Linked DNA regions of Mus musculus: region 2 is linked to region 1. The links are chromatin loops, found by intact Hi-C in ENCODE. Cell type or tissue: left cerebral cortex. All regions are shown on one strand.

Region 1 (8,000 bases):
CTCTGGATTGCTATTTGAAATTCCCCAATGTTTAAATGTTGGCTGAAAAGAGAAAATACTCTACGGGCCAACTAAAACACAAGCAAAGCCAGCTACAGCCGCAACCAACCCGTCTGAGACCTTTACTCCACAATATTTTGCTTTTAAGAGGTGGGGTGTGGAGGAGGGAGGGAGGTTGGGGGAGGTTTTATTTATTTATTTAGGATTATTATTATTATTATTATTTTGTTTGGGGGATGATGATGTTTTGAGAACCTGTATGATGAACTTCGGGAAATTCTGTTATTTTCCATGACCCCTGGGGCATGGGGACTTCAAAGCAAAGGAAAGCAACCACCATCACGTTACTCCAGCTTTCTGCAGCCCATCCCCCTCCTCCAGGGACCCATCTGATAAAGGGCTAGATGCTGAGATTTAAGGAGCTGGGGTTCTCCCCTCCTCAGGCTGCTGCCTACCCATTGTCCTGCCGCCTTCCACTTTGAAAGCTTAGCGGTGATCACTGTCTCACAGGGCAGAATGCTGGGGCTATGGGAAGGATATGATCACTGTCTCGAAGGGCAGAATGCTGGGGCTACGGGAAGGATATGAACTGGGATGTGGGAAGGATATGAGCTAGGATTTTTCATCTTACTGTGTATCCCAGGTCAAGAAACCAAGAGGAAAAGCAAATGTGCCAGAGGTTCCTGCAAAAAGGCAGATTAGTGTCAACCTCCCAAGCCAGGTACTTTGGGGTCCTGTCATCCTCTGAGTTTGGCTGTGGCAACCACCCCACTCAAGCTCCAGTGACACGATCCAATCTCATACTCAAGGAAACATTTCAAGGAGACATGGAGGACTCCTTGGAGGATGTCTGGTCCTAATCACCCACATCCCTTTCCCAGCAGCTAGAGAATACTCACAGCATCACCCTAGGTGGGATGAGTGCAAGCAAGCCTGCAAGACAAGACAGACTCCAGAGAAGATAAAGACAGAAGTCAGCCACACGCCCTAAGTGTCAAAGAGGGTGTCAGATAGGCTGGGAGCACTCCGTGCAGCCCCTCAGAATACAGGCAATGCTGAGATATTTTTCTCACACACTTTGATCAGGCTTGGATGAACTCCCTGCCCTGTGCCCTGAGCAATCCAAACCACAATTGTCCATCCTTTGTGCGTCCCCAGCCAGGAGACTCAAGCCACAATTTTCAGCAATAATAGCTTACAGTAAAAGTGTCTCTTTTCACAGCCCCCTCAAACAGAAAGCAGAGGGTTTTCAAGGCAGCCCCCTGTTCTCCAGACCCTAGATCGTGCAGTCCACTTCAAGTTCCTCAGCAATGGGGGAAGAAAATTACCTGACCAACAAAAGATGTCAGCAAACCACAGCCAACTGCACACTGACTGGGACAGGAGTGGGACTTCTTAAATGGCTTCTTCAGGAAACTCTGGAACGGTGTGAAACTCCCACATATTGAGAAAGGAAAGAACAAAGCCCACCTCACCCAGCTCCTGCCCATCCACCATCTCCAGGTCTCCAGGAGACAACGCCCGCCCACCGACCCCTCTCCCCATCCTCGGTACTGGAGAGTCTTTGCTCCTGGAAGTGTCTGTTTTCATAAAGTAAGAGAACAGTCAGAAACAACCACCTTCACTTCTGCAGCTGGGGGTCAGTGAGCGCCTGCCTAGCATGCAAGGCCTGGATCCTACCTCCAACCAGGCAGGAAAGGGAGGAGGGTTAAGGGAGAGAGAAGTCATTCCTTTTCTGGTGATGATCTAAGCTGATTTCCAATCTGTTACCACCACAAACAGCAATGCCAAGTCCCACTCAGCGTATAAAGCACGTGGCATTGCTGGGGTGTAGCTATGGACATTTGCCATTCTGACCAATATTTACTACGTTGACTACTGACCCACTTATATGCCCTCTGTCGGGCTGTTTTATGCAACTTTAAAAATTAGTTGCAGCCAAGTACTTTAAGATGTGTGTGCAGCTTGTGATCCTGGTGGCTGGAGGGCCTATACAGCATGATACTGGCCCCCTAGCTGTATCACAATTCAGTAGATACCAGGAAGAGATCACATGACACATGGGGACATCAGACAGTGGAGACACACCAGTCTAATCACCCCCTTTATTTTTTAATCACTGTGTGTAGGGTTGGGGGTTGGAGGATGCCACCACCGCACACGTGTAGAGATCAGAGGACTACTTTGACATTTTTACATGGATTCCAGAAATGGAACTAGGGTCCTTAGGCTGGTGTGCAAATGCTCAGCTGCTCCAGTTCCCGTCACTGCTTCGGCTGAGATTCAATGTCCCCCATGTAGCTGCACTGGCAAGGGGGAACAGCTGCTCTGCACACTGGCAGAATAAACAAAAGTGCCCTCACCAGTAAAGCAAGGGAGTCGGTGACAAAGACTGGTGTCCCTGCAGAGAGGGACTCTGTAGAATGCTTGATACAGACCTCCTGGAGTCTTCAGGGCTACAGCCTCCCAGAGCCCCACAGCAAGAGGCAGCTCACCAAATCCCGTCCCATTGGACTCCATCCCCTCTCTCCCTTCTGTCTGCTGCCTCCTCTCCATCCGTGCTTCCCGGGGATTGTCTCCTAAACCACTTGTGTTCTAATGCTAGCCTAGGGTCCCCACCCTAACACAGCTGTCATTACTGCTATTTATTAGGGGAAGGGTGTAATGTTCCCCTAAAAGGAGGAACACATGAGTGAGAAACAATGGTCAGACACAGAGAGAGGCAAGGAGGTGAGGCCACACATCACGCAGGCCAGACCCGTGCCTCTCAAGTTTCAAAACAGCACTTTTGTTGGTGGTGGCTTGGTTCGATTTGGTCTGTATGAGTACCTGTATGTAACACACGTGTGTAGACATGTACATGGGGTGGAGTTTGGGAGGGTGAAAGCAGAGGTTGTCATCAAGTGTCTTCTCTACACTTTTTTTTTTTTTTGAAATGTATTTATTATGTACAGTGTTCTGCCTGGAGGCCAGAAGAGGGCACCAAGATTACATTACAGATGGTTGTGAGCCACCACGTGGTTGCTGGGAATTGAACTCAAGACCTCTGGAAGAACAGTCAGTGCTCTTAACCTTTGAGCCATCTCTCCAGCCCCACCCTATTTTTTTTTAATTCTTTTTTGTAAAACTGTTTAATTCCCCAAGTCCTGTCCATTTTTTAAGTGTATTTCTAATTGATCCCTCCCCGTAGTGTTCCATGTCCTCCCTCCAGCCCCTTCCAGCTACCCCTCCTCAAACCCCTCCCGTGTCTCAACCCAACTCTCAAGTTGAAAGCCTCTCTTCTTTGATGCCTATTATTGTTTTATACATACACACATACACACAGTGTCAATCCTGATACCACATATATACCAACAAAAACAGATCAGCAGATTTTATTTTTATATTTGTGCATACACATACATACGCTCATGTTTTTGTTTTGCCGGTTGGAGGTGGTGTTTATTTTGGGTTTATTTTTGTTGTTGTTTGTTTTGTCTTTTTTTGGTTTAGTTTTTGTTTTTTGTGTTTTGTCTTTTTTTTTTTTTTTTTTGGCATGGTTTCTCTATATAGCCCTTGCTGTCCTTGAACTGGCTCTGTAGACCAGGCTGGCCTCACAGAGATCTGCCTGCCTCTGCCTTGTGAGTGCTGAGACCACACCCAGCCACTCACCTTATGTTTTAAGACAGGGTCTCTCACTAGCCAGCAAGGCCCCGAGATTCCTCCTCTCTGTGCCTCCTCAGTGCTGGGATCACAGATGCACATGTGCCTGGCTTTTGACTTGGGCACTGGGAATCTGCACTCAGTGTCCAGCTCTTTATTTTATGGGTTGTTGGTAAGCATAATTTTTTGCAACCTATGTTTAATAAGGGTTCAACCTCTCCTCTGACCCACCACCCAGCAGAGATAGCAGAAGAGATAACTGGGAGCCACTGCCTTCCCTTGAGCCGTCTGCTAAGAAGGACTGCATGACAGTGTACCACCACCACCCATGTGAGTGTGTGTGTGTGTGTGTGTGTGTGCGCGCGCGCATGTGTGTGTTTTACTAGGAATGGAGTATAGAATTTAATTTCTGCCAGGCAAACAACAATCTATTGTTGAGCCTTATCCATTGACCTTTTTTCTGTTGTTTTTGATTGGTTGCTTTGTTCTTTGGTTTGTTTTTTTTAAGACAAGGTTTCTCTGTGTAGCCCTGGCTGCCCTGAAACTCACTCAATAGGCCAAGCTAGACTCTGCCTCCCTGCTGGGATTAAAGGCATATGCCACCACTGACCAACTTTCTATTTTTGAGACAGAGTTTCATTACTTTGCCCAGGCTAGCCTGCAGCTCCCTCTGTAGTCCTGAGCAACCCCTTAAACTTGCAGCCTTCCTGCCTCAGCCTCCTAAGGAGCTGGGCTTACAAGCCTGCACCACAGGGCCTTGGCCTCTCCTTTTACCCACACTGTTTTAAATTGTGGTAAGATACACATAAAACCACCATCTCAAAGGCCTTGGAGTGGCTCATATCCATTGTAAGGGTACTCCACTTTCAGATCTAAAGGTAAGGTACAATTGGCATGTAAATATTCCTTAGTGGGTCCTCTCACTCCCTACCACATCCCACGTTTCCATAGAGTCAACCTCCCACTGCCTGTGCCGGTTGCTAGCTTCCTAACAGGATTTTTTGGGCCACCTCCCCCTCTTGTCTTACTTCCTCCGGCTCTCTTACCTGTTTTCTGGGAAAACTCCTGCCAGTGAGTCTCTCTGCTGAGGGGACACAAGGAGCCCAGGCTCAAGGCCTAATAGACATTGTGCAGCTTCTGCTCTGAGTCCATCAAGAAACAATAATAAACAACACCGCTCACGCAGACTGGAAGGTCAGCCTCCTGGTCCAAAGCAAATATCCTCAGCGAGAAGGGAAAAGTGCCCCAACTCTGACGCCATGCCAGGTAGGCAGAACGTGACTGCGCACATCTTTCTTGGGAGCTTCCAGAGTGCATCTCCCTCAGAGGGACAGTTTTAAAGAAATGCTAGGGTTTTTGTTTTGTTTTGTCTTTCCCTTTTTTTATAGTTGGTGTTTGTTGCTGTTGTTTTGTGAGGCCTGACCACAGCTACTCTACAACAGTGTTTCTCAACCTTCCTACCCTTTAACACAGTTCCTCATGCTGTGGTGACCCCAACCATAAAATTATTCCCACGGGTGCTTCATAACTAATTTTGCTACTGGTATGAATCGTAATGCAAACATCTGTGTTTTACAATGGTCTTAGGTGACCCCTGTAAAAGGGCTGTTTGACCCCCAAAAGATCACAGACAACAAGTTCAGAACTGCTTTGACCTTTCGCCAAAGGTTGTTCTCTTCAGCCCAGCATACTACTTCAGATAGGACACCGGGTGCAGTGGAAGAGGAAGGGGACATGGCCTAACCAGCCTGGTGACCAATGAGCTGACAAGGGTTGCAGCCAGCTCACCCTCACATCTGTTTTGTTGTTTTCTGTTGGTTGATTGACTGTTGAACTGCCTCATTTAGCACAGGCTAGCCTTAAACTTACTGTATAGCAGAGGATGGCCTTGAACATCTGACTTTCATGTCCACCTGAAATTACTGCCATGTGACACTATCTCAGCTAGTAGATGATGTTTCATTAAAATTACTTCTACTAGCATTTGTTTCTCTACTGTGAGTGTGTGCGTGCACATGAGTGTGTGTGTATGAGTGTGTGTGTGTGCATAAGTATGTGTGTATGAGTATGTGTGTATATGAGAGTGAGTGTGTGTGTGTGTGTGTGTGTGTGTGTGTGTGTGTGTGTGTATCAGAGGATAACTTGCAGGAGTTGATTTTTCTTCCACCATATGAGTCCCAGGAATTGAGCTCAGGTTGTCAGGCTTGGCAGCAAACACCCTTACACAATGAACTATTTCAATGCCCTACCCTATCCACCATACTTCTGCAAAGCTGCCCTTGCCAGGATAGGCTCAGTCACCACCATAAGTAATAAGGAATGCACGCAGAAGCCTCTCCCTTCCAGGAAGGCCGAAGGGACCTCTGATTGAGTTAGGAAGCTGCATAAAGAGCATCTTATAGAGACTCAAATCCCTCCCAGAGCCAGAGAAGGCCCAGAAACCACTGTCTGAACCTGGGACTGCACAGCTGTCCTCAGAAGCAGGGAGTGAGCGGGCAGTGCTCTGTGGATTCTTGGGAACAAAAAAGCCTGTTCCTTAATGAGGTTTCCTAATTTAGGGCGGGAGAAAACTTTTGAGCTATTATTAGGCAACAATAAATGGGACTCATTTAACTGTCCTACTTTTAAAAATTAACTTTGCTTTTTTAAATTAAAGAACTATTTTTATCCGAGCATGGCAACTCATGTCTATAATTTCAGCACTCAAGAGGCAGAGGCAGGAGGATCACCCTGAGTTTGAAGCTGGCTTTGGCTCAACAATGAGGAAGGCATAGGAGGAGTGGTAGGAAGAAGAGGAAGAGGAGTAGGAGGAGGAGGGCAAGAATGGAAGAAAATTATTTTAAAACATCAGAGGACTTTGGAGATCACATGATAAAACCTCTAACATGATCTTGACCTTGGTGACCAAAGTGTAGATTTAATAAACCGGATTAAATGACCTCAAAGGCTTTGTCCAGGTCTGACATCTAGATTTTGCTCTTGGGACTGGTAACTTGGGTAGTTTGGGTTTGCTTTGCATTGGCTTCTGTTTTGCAGGCTGAAGGCTAAACCCAGTATCTCACACGTGCGAGGCGGGTGTTCTACTGCGTTCCACCTCAGCACCTACGGATTGTTTACCCTCCCCTCCTCTGACTGGAGACTCCTAGAGACATGAGTTGAATCTCTCTCCTCCAAATACTTGGGATCAGAAGGACAAATTTGAGGGGTTTTGAGATATATGGGATGGGGAGGCTTGCATACACATAGTGTAATTCTTGGGAATGAGACCCAAATCTAAACACGAAAAATTCATTTACATTTTATATACACCTTGTATTCACATCATCTGAAGGTGACTTCATGCCATATTATTAATCTGCCTGCATTTTCCACAACTCATCAAACAAGGTTGTGTGGGATTTTCCACATATAAACCATGTCATTCATGGCTCAAAGTTTTGGATGTTGGCACCTTTACAATTCCAAATGATGAAGGATGCAGAATGTGTGCTTGAACCTTCGGTTTAAACACCTTCATTTTATCTCTCTTGACTCTTGAGGTCTTTAGATCCTGTTGGGGGCCATGATAGCGCCTGCCTGCTTGGGATCCTCACTCAGCTTCCACATAGATCATGCTACTTACAGGAGAAGCGGGGACATCTCCCATCTGCTATCTACACGACAGGAGGGAAACAATGTCCTTTAGGAGTTCCAGATGTTAAGTCACCCCGTGTCGTCGGAGATCTTCCAGCTGAGTTCACAATACAACTCCTAACCTGGAGAGGAAGTTCACGCACACCAGAGGGGTGGCCTGCCTGGCACGGTGAAGGCTTTAAAACCTATGCTCATAAAACAGGATGGGAAAATTCATCTGTGAGTTTTACAGCCTACAAAATTTGCAGTATGTCTTTTATGGATGCTCTTTAATGTTTCCTGCAAGGAAGATGAGCATAGACCCTGGGGAAAGTGCCGGCTCCACCTCCCTACTTGGAAACCAGACAGGCTGTCTCTCCATATTCAGAAAGGGGTCCTTTGGCAGGCAGGCATCCGGTAGTTCATCCCCATTTCTCTGGACCTCAAGCTACATAACAAAGGAAGCCGACTGCTTTTGGCATGAATTCACTTGTAAGGCCCAGGTGTTTGGGAGGCTTTCCTTTCATGTGGTTATACTGAAGAAGTGTGACACCTCCCCTCCAAAAAAAGTTAATGGGCTGGTGAGCTGGCTTAGTGGTTAAGAGCGCCGACTGCTCTTTCAAAGGTCCTGAGTTCAAATCCCAGCAACCACATGATGGCTCACAACCATCCATAACAAAATCTGATGCTCTCTTCTGGAGTGTCTGAAGACACACTACAGTGTACTTACATATAATAAATAAATA
Region 2 (8,000 bases), 85 kb before region 1:
GGTCATATATGAGATATGAGTAGATATTATATTACAATCCATAACAGTAGTAAATCACAGTTATGAAGTACAAGTGAAATAATTTTATGGTTGAGGGTCACCACAACGTGATGAACTGTATTAAAGGGTCACAACATTAGGAAGGTTGAGACCCACTGCTCTAGGACAGACAGTAGCTAACGTTGGCAAGGATATGAAGAATCTAGGACCCTCATATGCGTCTAGTGAGTCACAGAATAGTATGATGGCTTGCTAAACAGTCATCAGCTTTTTTAAAAGTTAAGCACAGAAGTTAGCAAACAGCCAGGCAGGCTACTCTTAGTGCTGGAACCAAAGCCAAGTCAACCCCACATCCATGCAAACACTTACATGCAAATGTTCAATGCAGCACTGATCATAACAGCCAAAGAGCAGAAATGACTCAAATCTTTACCAACTGAGAAGACAGTTTCCCTGTTACTTTCCTACTGCTGTGATAAGGCACCATAGCCAAAGCAACTTAGAGAAGAAAAAGGTTATTGGGGGCTGACAGCTTCAGAAGGTGAGTCCGTGGCCATCTAGGCAGGAAGCATGGCAGGAGGCAGACAGCCACGGTACTACAACAGTAGCTTGAAAGCTTACATCCTGATACACAAGCAGGAGGCAGAGAGAGAGCTAACTGGGAATGATGTGGACTTCTGAACCCTCAAGGCCTATTGCCATGACACATCTCTGCCAACAAGGTCACACATCCCAATCCTTCCCAAACAGTTCTGTCAACTTGGGACAAGGCATTCAAATGTATGAGCCTATGGGGGCATTCTCATTCAAACACCACATATGGATATAGGAAAGGTGATTGACAAAGCTAGAGAGGCGGCTCAACAGTTAAATACAACTATGACTCTCAAAGAAGACCCAAGTTTGGTTCCCAGCACCCACACCTAGCAGCTTAAAACCCACTGTCACTCCAGCTGTCCGGGGAACACAAATCCTCTGATCTTGACACTCACATGAAAATATCCCTACATAGACACCCACACATACCCATAAATTCTGAACGAAGATCCATCTTGGAAAAATATAGATATACATTAATGAAAACAGGATGCTACTATTTGGTGGGAGGGGTAGAAATGAAGCAGTGTTTCATGCTACAAAACAGATAAACCCTGAGAAAATGCTAAGTAAAACAGCCAACATGTTGTATGATTCCAGCCACATGATACAGAAGTCAATTAGTGGTCACCTAGTGCCAGGGAAAGCCATACGGAGAGTGAGCCATAATGGATATGGGTTTCAGCCTGCAGTGATGACCACGTTCTAAAATTGATCTTTGTGATGGATGTATAACTCTATGAATAACCTACAAAAACGGTGCTGGATGCTCTAAAGAGGTGAACTGTGTAGCATGTGAGATAAGCCTCGGTGGAGATAAGTGTCTATGATTATTACATTAATGTCTCTATATAATCTCTCTGAAAATATTCCCAAGAAACCGACAGCATCTACTGAAGGAGACAGCTGAGGACACATGTGAATTTTGTTTAGTATCTCCTCCTGGTCCTTGTGCATGTTGAACCACATGAATAAACATTGGATTTTGCTGTCATTTTGAGACAGAGGCTCAGGCTGGTCTCCAACTTGCTCTATAGCCAAGGATGACCCTGAATGTCTGCCTCCTGTTTCCATGTCCTGAGGGTTGAGATGACAGGCATGGGCAACCTTGCCCAATGTCATGAACCAATTGTCGAGAATGGTAAGCAAGCACTCTACCAACTGTGCTACATACATCCCCAGACCAAGGTCTGTGCTTTTAAAAGTTCAAAGCAGATCATTAAATTTGAAATGGAGCAGGCTGCCTCCCCTGGAGGCCACCCAGGGGCTGCCTCATCCAAGTGGCTGTGTTCCCCTGACCTGGTGACTTGAGGACTCACAATCAACAATTCAACATCTGTGCACCTCAGCAATCTCATCCATAAGCCCTCACAGCCCTGCTGCCGCTTGAGGCGAAGTATGGTGGCACCTCTGTCACCAGGAACACACAGCAAAGAAAATGAAAACAGAATGTGGGAACTGGAGCGACCAAGAAGGCAGCTGCTGAGCATCGATGGGTGTGCACCCTGAGGGTGAGTCTTGATGCCTGGAGGTTGTGTCCAGGATTCAGAGGACATATCTGATCTTTGACCTCTGAGCTCTGTTCTGCACCTTCTGCTCAACATGAGAGATAACTAAGTTCCCCAGAAAAGCAATTAAACGTAAAGAATGGTAGAACACAACCCAGAACCTTCTTTCCAGTTCTGGCCTCTGTCATATCCTGTGCAGAAGTGCCTGAGTCCAACCTTAGCTGGGATCTCGACAGAAAAGCCAGCGTCACCTGTTCCCAATGCCTCGTTCCCCAGCAACCTGCCATGAGCACGGCCCACTGAGCTCCATCCTGAAGCACCCTGTCAGGTGTCTCCATGAGTCAGTATGATTTGAATCTCACCTTCCTCCACTGCAGATGGGCAACGTCAACTAAATGCAGTCAGGTGGAACATGGGTGTGTCTCATTACCACGGCAATAGCTTTAGGACAACCTCTGGCAACTTGGGCTCTGCCTCAGACACTCTGACTGAGCCTCCCGAGTGCCATGTTGAGAGTCTTCCCTGACCCCACTCCTCACCCAGTCACTGTGCTATCTCTCTTCTTGTTGCTGCCTCAGTGCAGCCGCACTGACCCAGCCCAGTGACTCAAAGCAGCAGGTCAACAACCCAAACACTACAGTGCCCTGTACATACAGGGAAACCTTGAGGTGGAAATGGTGTGATGGAAATGTGGGACAAACATAATGACAAATGGTGAGCATGGGCTGCCTTCAAATCAGAGACAAGAAGAGCGGTGGCAACTGGAGGTGTTGTAAAGGTACTTGCTCAAGTGCCTGTTTATTTGAGTTTGATCTCTGGGACCCACATAATGTAAGGTGATTTACAACTCCCACAAGTTTCCAACACATAACACTTCGGCACATGCTCACATACATGTGCAAACAAACACAACAATAAATAAGTGTAAAAACAGTACACACATTTGTGCATCCACACAACAAACACATAAATGTATAAAATAATAAGAGCAGTGTTGTGCTCAGCCTAAAGGGGGCAGCAGCAGCCAGCTCCTGTCCCTTCCTAGGCTGAGGCCCATGGACACTGTACCACCAAGTATCCTCACCTGAGGGGCCCCCAAAGCTTTATATTAAGTGTCCTCAAATCCCCCAGTTTTCAAAATCAGTACCAGATCAAACTGTCTGTGGTCTAAATTTCCAATTCCCAGGCCTTCGGTTGGCATAGTTTGTCTCAGTTCCTTAGCTGTGGTTTATATGGCCAACAGTGATATTTAATCGTTCTACTAAAAGCCTATGAACCCTGACAGATGTAATGATATTTACTTCAACCAGGATCCCCTCCTTCTCCCAATTCCATGGCAATTCTGCCATGGTCAACAAACCAATCTGCCCTTTGTCTCCACTCCCTTGGGATAGGCAAAAATAATACCAACTATAGATAAACCCCAACACAGGCATCCAGGACAGAAGGCACAGGGAGAGACAACACAATCCAGACAACCCATTAAGAGCTGAACTACAGATCTAGGAGCTATCCGTCCAACTGCCCAATAACCTGTCACCCATAGTCTCAAGGATGTCTCTTGTTCTCCAAGACAAATAGAGCACACCCTGGGTCTGACATGTGGAACGCTGCCACAACCAAGGCTCCTGGTCCTGTTCTGCCAGCTACCAGGTGTGTTTGCAAAGGGCTGAGTCTGTTTTGTTTGTATAGGAGGCTGGGGGCTGGGGAGACAAGCAGAGAGAAAAAGAAAATAACCTATAGAGTTCACTGTGTTTGGAGAACACTGGCAAGTGACAGTTGGTGGCCCACAGGAGGCTGAGAGACTGGAGTCACCATGCTGTAGGATACACAGTGATTGACCCTGTCAGCATCCACACACCATTGCCATGGTCAGAGACGTGACAGTCCTAGCTCTCCAACACTTCAAGAACTCAAGTCCTCTCAGAGGGAGAAACGCCCTGAGTTCCAGGCCCAATGCCCAGCTGCTCACAGGATTCACAACATTCACTTCTATTTCATCCCAAGTCAGAGTTGGGAACCTCAATAAAGCGTCCCTCACTGGAACAGGTAACATAAACTGTTCAGCACAGAACTTTGTACAAAATGAGGTATTCAGAGAGCAAGGCTTATTTCAGTCCAGGTTACAGTCCAGGTTACAATCCATCACTGACTTGGGAAAGGCCAGGCAAGGACCTGAAGCATCTACTCACACCCATGTCAAGAGCAGAGACCGAAGGAATACACTTAAGTCTACAACCCAGCTCACCTTTTCAACCTTGAAATAGCCCAGGACCCACCACAGGCTAGGTTCCCACATCAGCTAATGTAGTCAAGACAACCCCTTACAGACCTGCCGTGAGGCCAATCTGACCTAGACAATGACTCGAGACTCTCTTCCCTGGTGATTCGAAAGTGTGCTGACAGTTAGAACTAACTATTATACTTGCTTTGCCTTTCCAACCCTGGACGAAGCCCTTTCCCTCCTCCACAGCTAAGCCACAATCACCCTCCTCTTCTACAATGCCTTCCCAGGCCACTCTATCTCCAGCCAAAGCCACTTGTGGTTTACGGCTCCCCTGTTGAAATGCGTGGCTTCCTTCCCACCAAATGATCAATGAAGGGGGTAATCCTCCCTTCTACACTGATGTTCCTGGGCCTCTGGGGTGCTCCCTGTTCAGCACAGCACCTGTGTTCACAGAGGCACCCCTGAAACACACTAGGAAGAATGTGCTATCTCTTCAGCCAGACTCTCTCCTAGCTACTGGGCTGAGTGCTTGGGAGACCCACTTGACAAGGCCAAAGTACAGCCTGCCACATTGCTGGAGGCCCAGAAAGGGCCCAGCTGAGCATACAAGCACCTGGGGTTACATCCCTCCCAGCTACGGGGCCTCGGTTTCATCTAGACAATGCAGAAAGGGGAGGAAGGCCAACAGAGCCCTGGATGTGAGAAAAGCTCACACCTGAGAGGTTACAGAGCCCAAGGCTTCCCAGATCTGGGAGAATCCTACCAGAGTTCTCTGTGTCAAGGCTCTCGTCTAAGCCTTGCCTACCCAGAATGGGCTTCCTTCTCCCTGCAGCCCCAGAAAATAAACATGAAGCCTGGATTCCCGGCAGATCGCTCTCAGATTAGGAGACATTATTGGAGCTTTTTATTAAGTGATACCTTAAGAACGCGATTTCAAATGCCTGCTCCTAGAATGTTCCCCTTGCAAATCTTTAGACCCAAGCATGCACCCGAAACTACACACACAACTCGGGAAGCTTCAGCTCAAATCCAGGAGGGTTTCCTTTCTGGTGGGACACACCCACCCCACCCTGCCTCATCCCCCTTAGCCTTATACAAGTCTGGTATCACGAGAACCTACACTGAGCAAGAATATGTGTGTCTGGGAGTCTAGGAACGCCATGTAAGCCAAGGGCTCAGGGTTAAATTAAAGAGGGATTTGTTCTTCCCTTTTCAACTTGCTAGAAAGAACCAGTAGCAGGTGCCCAGGCCTAAAAGGCCTATTCATAAGGGCAGTCACAAGACGCCTCCTTTGCTGGGAGCTGAGTCATCAAAAGGACTGCTTAGAGGTGCATGCCCCCCGCCTGATTATTTTGACCACATGGCTGCCCCACTCACAAGCAGAAACTAAAAGGAAAGGTTGAATAGATACTACCTCTGTCTTCAGAATCATACTTTTTCAATGCCACAGGACACTTGGCTGCTTGAAGGGGAAACAGAGCCCTGTTTGGCACGGTGTTATTCTAAATACCCTGCCAGACCTCAGAAGCATGTACTGTAATTAATAATGGGGAATGGATACCGAGTAGGGTTCAGAAAACTGCCCACAATGCCAACCAGCCGACCAGAAACCAAGTCTGAGAGTTGTTTAGCCCCTGGATGTTTGCGGTCACATGATGGTGATGATTATATATGGTGTGTGTGTGTGTGTGTGTGTGTGTGTGTGTGTGTGTGTGTGTGTGTGTTGGCACTAGTTGTCTTCCTGTTACTCTCCACCTTGGTTTTCAGCACAGGTTCTCGAACTGAGGCTGGAGTTCAACCACCATCAGGGTGGTGGGCCAGTGAGCTTGATGGCTCCTCCCAAAGCACGCCACCCCAGGCCTGGAGCTACTGTTTATATCTAACTTTTCTCCTTGTTGTAAATAATAATAATAGAAAGTTTGAGACATTCAAGGTAAGTAGGAATTGGTATCCCCTTTTTAAACCCTAGGGAAGCAAACAGGGTATGTGACATGTGTGTCACCGTCTCTAGAACAAGGTGGTTGCTTGCCCTCACATCAGCCGGTGTTAAATGGCCTAGACTTCTGTCTTTCCAAGCCCTGGGGAAGCACAGAAACAAATTCTCTCAGATGAGAGGATTTCACAGAGATTTTGAAATAAGAAGGGGCTGAGCACACAGCCAACAGAGATGGGAGAGAAAAAGCGGCACCTGTTCGGTAAAACTGGGAGAGCAGCCAAGCCAGAGTGGGAAGCTGTGGTTTCAAGGTGTAAAGTTTCCCTGGCCTGCAGCCACACCATGAGCGAGGAAAAGTCCGACTCCCAAAGCTCAAAGGGACAGGTCCTGTAAGGGAACCCCTGGCATAGAAGGTCCTGACAACAGCAGTCTCTGTTCTGAGGGTCTCCCCTGACTGCACACAAGGTCAGCAGGATCTCCCAAGGTCAAAACAAGTAGGCAAAATCCTTTCTCTACTTCTACATGTGCTGCTGCTGCTGCTGCTGTTCCTCCTCCTCCTCCTCCTCTTCCTCCTCCTCCTCCTCCCCTCTCTCTCCTACCCTTCCACAATGGCATTAGGAAGCAAAACCAGAAGTGCCCATCCTGCTGGACCTCCAGGACCCTCACATGCACCATTGCTCTCCAGATTTGATCTCTTATATCAGTTTCCTGGATGGCAAAATACTAATACATCAGGCACATAAGGCGGCTCAGTGAATATGGCTCCTGCCACCCATCCCTAGGACCAAGTGATGAAGGGAGAGAACTGATTCCAACAATCTGTCCTCTAACCTAATCTATCTTTCTTTCTTTCTATCTATCTATCTATCTATCTATCTCTGTGTGTGTGTGACTCTCTCTCATAAACACACTCACACACACTAAATAAATGAATGAAAATGTGATAAAAAGTAAAATAGATAAAATTCAAAATATTTATTAACACATAGAAACATCCTGGACTCCAACCCTCAAAAACCAAAGCCCAATTAAACGTTTATAAGTTGCCTTGGTTACAGCATTTTATCACAGAAAAAGTAAAGCAACTAAAACAGATAGGAAAACTCAGATTAAATGTGAGTCCTGGGGCTCCGTGGGTAAAAGCATGTGTTATACAAGCATGGAAGCCAGAGTTCAGATTCCCAGAACCCAGCCTGAGTGTGGCTGGGGATGCCGGTAAGGCAGCACTGGGTGGATGGAGACAGGGGGATCAATGGGTTTGCTGATAGCCATCCCTAATTGAAGAAAAAAAAATGTGAACACCAAATACGGTGAAAGATCCTGTCTCAGGGACATACAGAGCAGTGGAGGAGGACACCCAAAATCATCCCGGGGCCTCCACACACATGTGCACATTGGTATGCACACACATGTATATGCACATGCCAGCACACATATGTGAAGAGAGACAGCTGTGAACAGCTGCCAAGCAGAAACTAAAGAAATGAAGAACAGAGGAGGGAGATGCTATGGTATACCCAGGGCATGGGAAAGCATCAGAAAGCCAGGCAAGCCTAAGTGTCAGGTACAAGCAGAGGACCCCAGAGGCATGGCTACACAGAGCATACCCTGATACCCAACCAGGAAAACCAAGAATGAGGGGTCATGGCCAGGGGTACACCCCAGATGTCTTCCCACTGTTCTTCAGGATACAGTGTGTGTGCATGAATACATGACTCAGAGCTGTAAAGGAGTC

The links. Hi-C counts contacts between places; a loop is a spot of excess contacts. Peaks named below come from ENCODE experiments on the same cell type or tissue, not always from the same donor. Only the 100,000 strongest peaks of a DNase experiment are listed, where the experiment ranks them.
Region 2: it touches region 1 in a loop (3-fold over the local background); 22 of 42 quality-filtered maps call a loop at or near these places.

Annotation. Positions count from the first base shown.
Region 1 is chr7:73,659,488-73,667,487 of GRCm38, reverse strand. No RefSeq gene overlaps it. Among named protein-coding and RNA genes, the nearest start is that of Gm26176, 17 kb to the right of the region's middle. In left cerebral cortex, no CTCF peak of the experiment used is centred here; a DNase peak (open chromatin) is centred at 4,687.
Region 2 is chr7:73,744,657-73,752,656 of GRCm38, reverse strand. All of the region lies in intron 1 of Fam174b (family with sequence similarity 174, member B), which reads right to left. Among named protein-coding and RNA genes, the nearest start is that of Fam174b, 8.4 kb to the right of the region's middle. In left cerebral cortex, a CTCF peak has its summit at 3,116 (motif pointing right); DNase peaks (open chromatin) are centred at 390, 3,167, 5,638 and 6,543.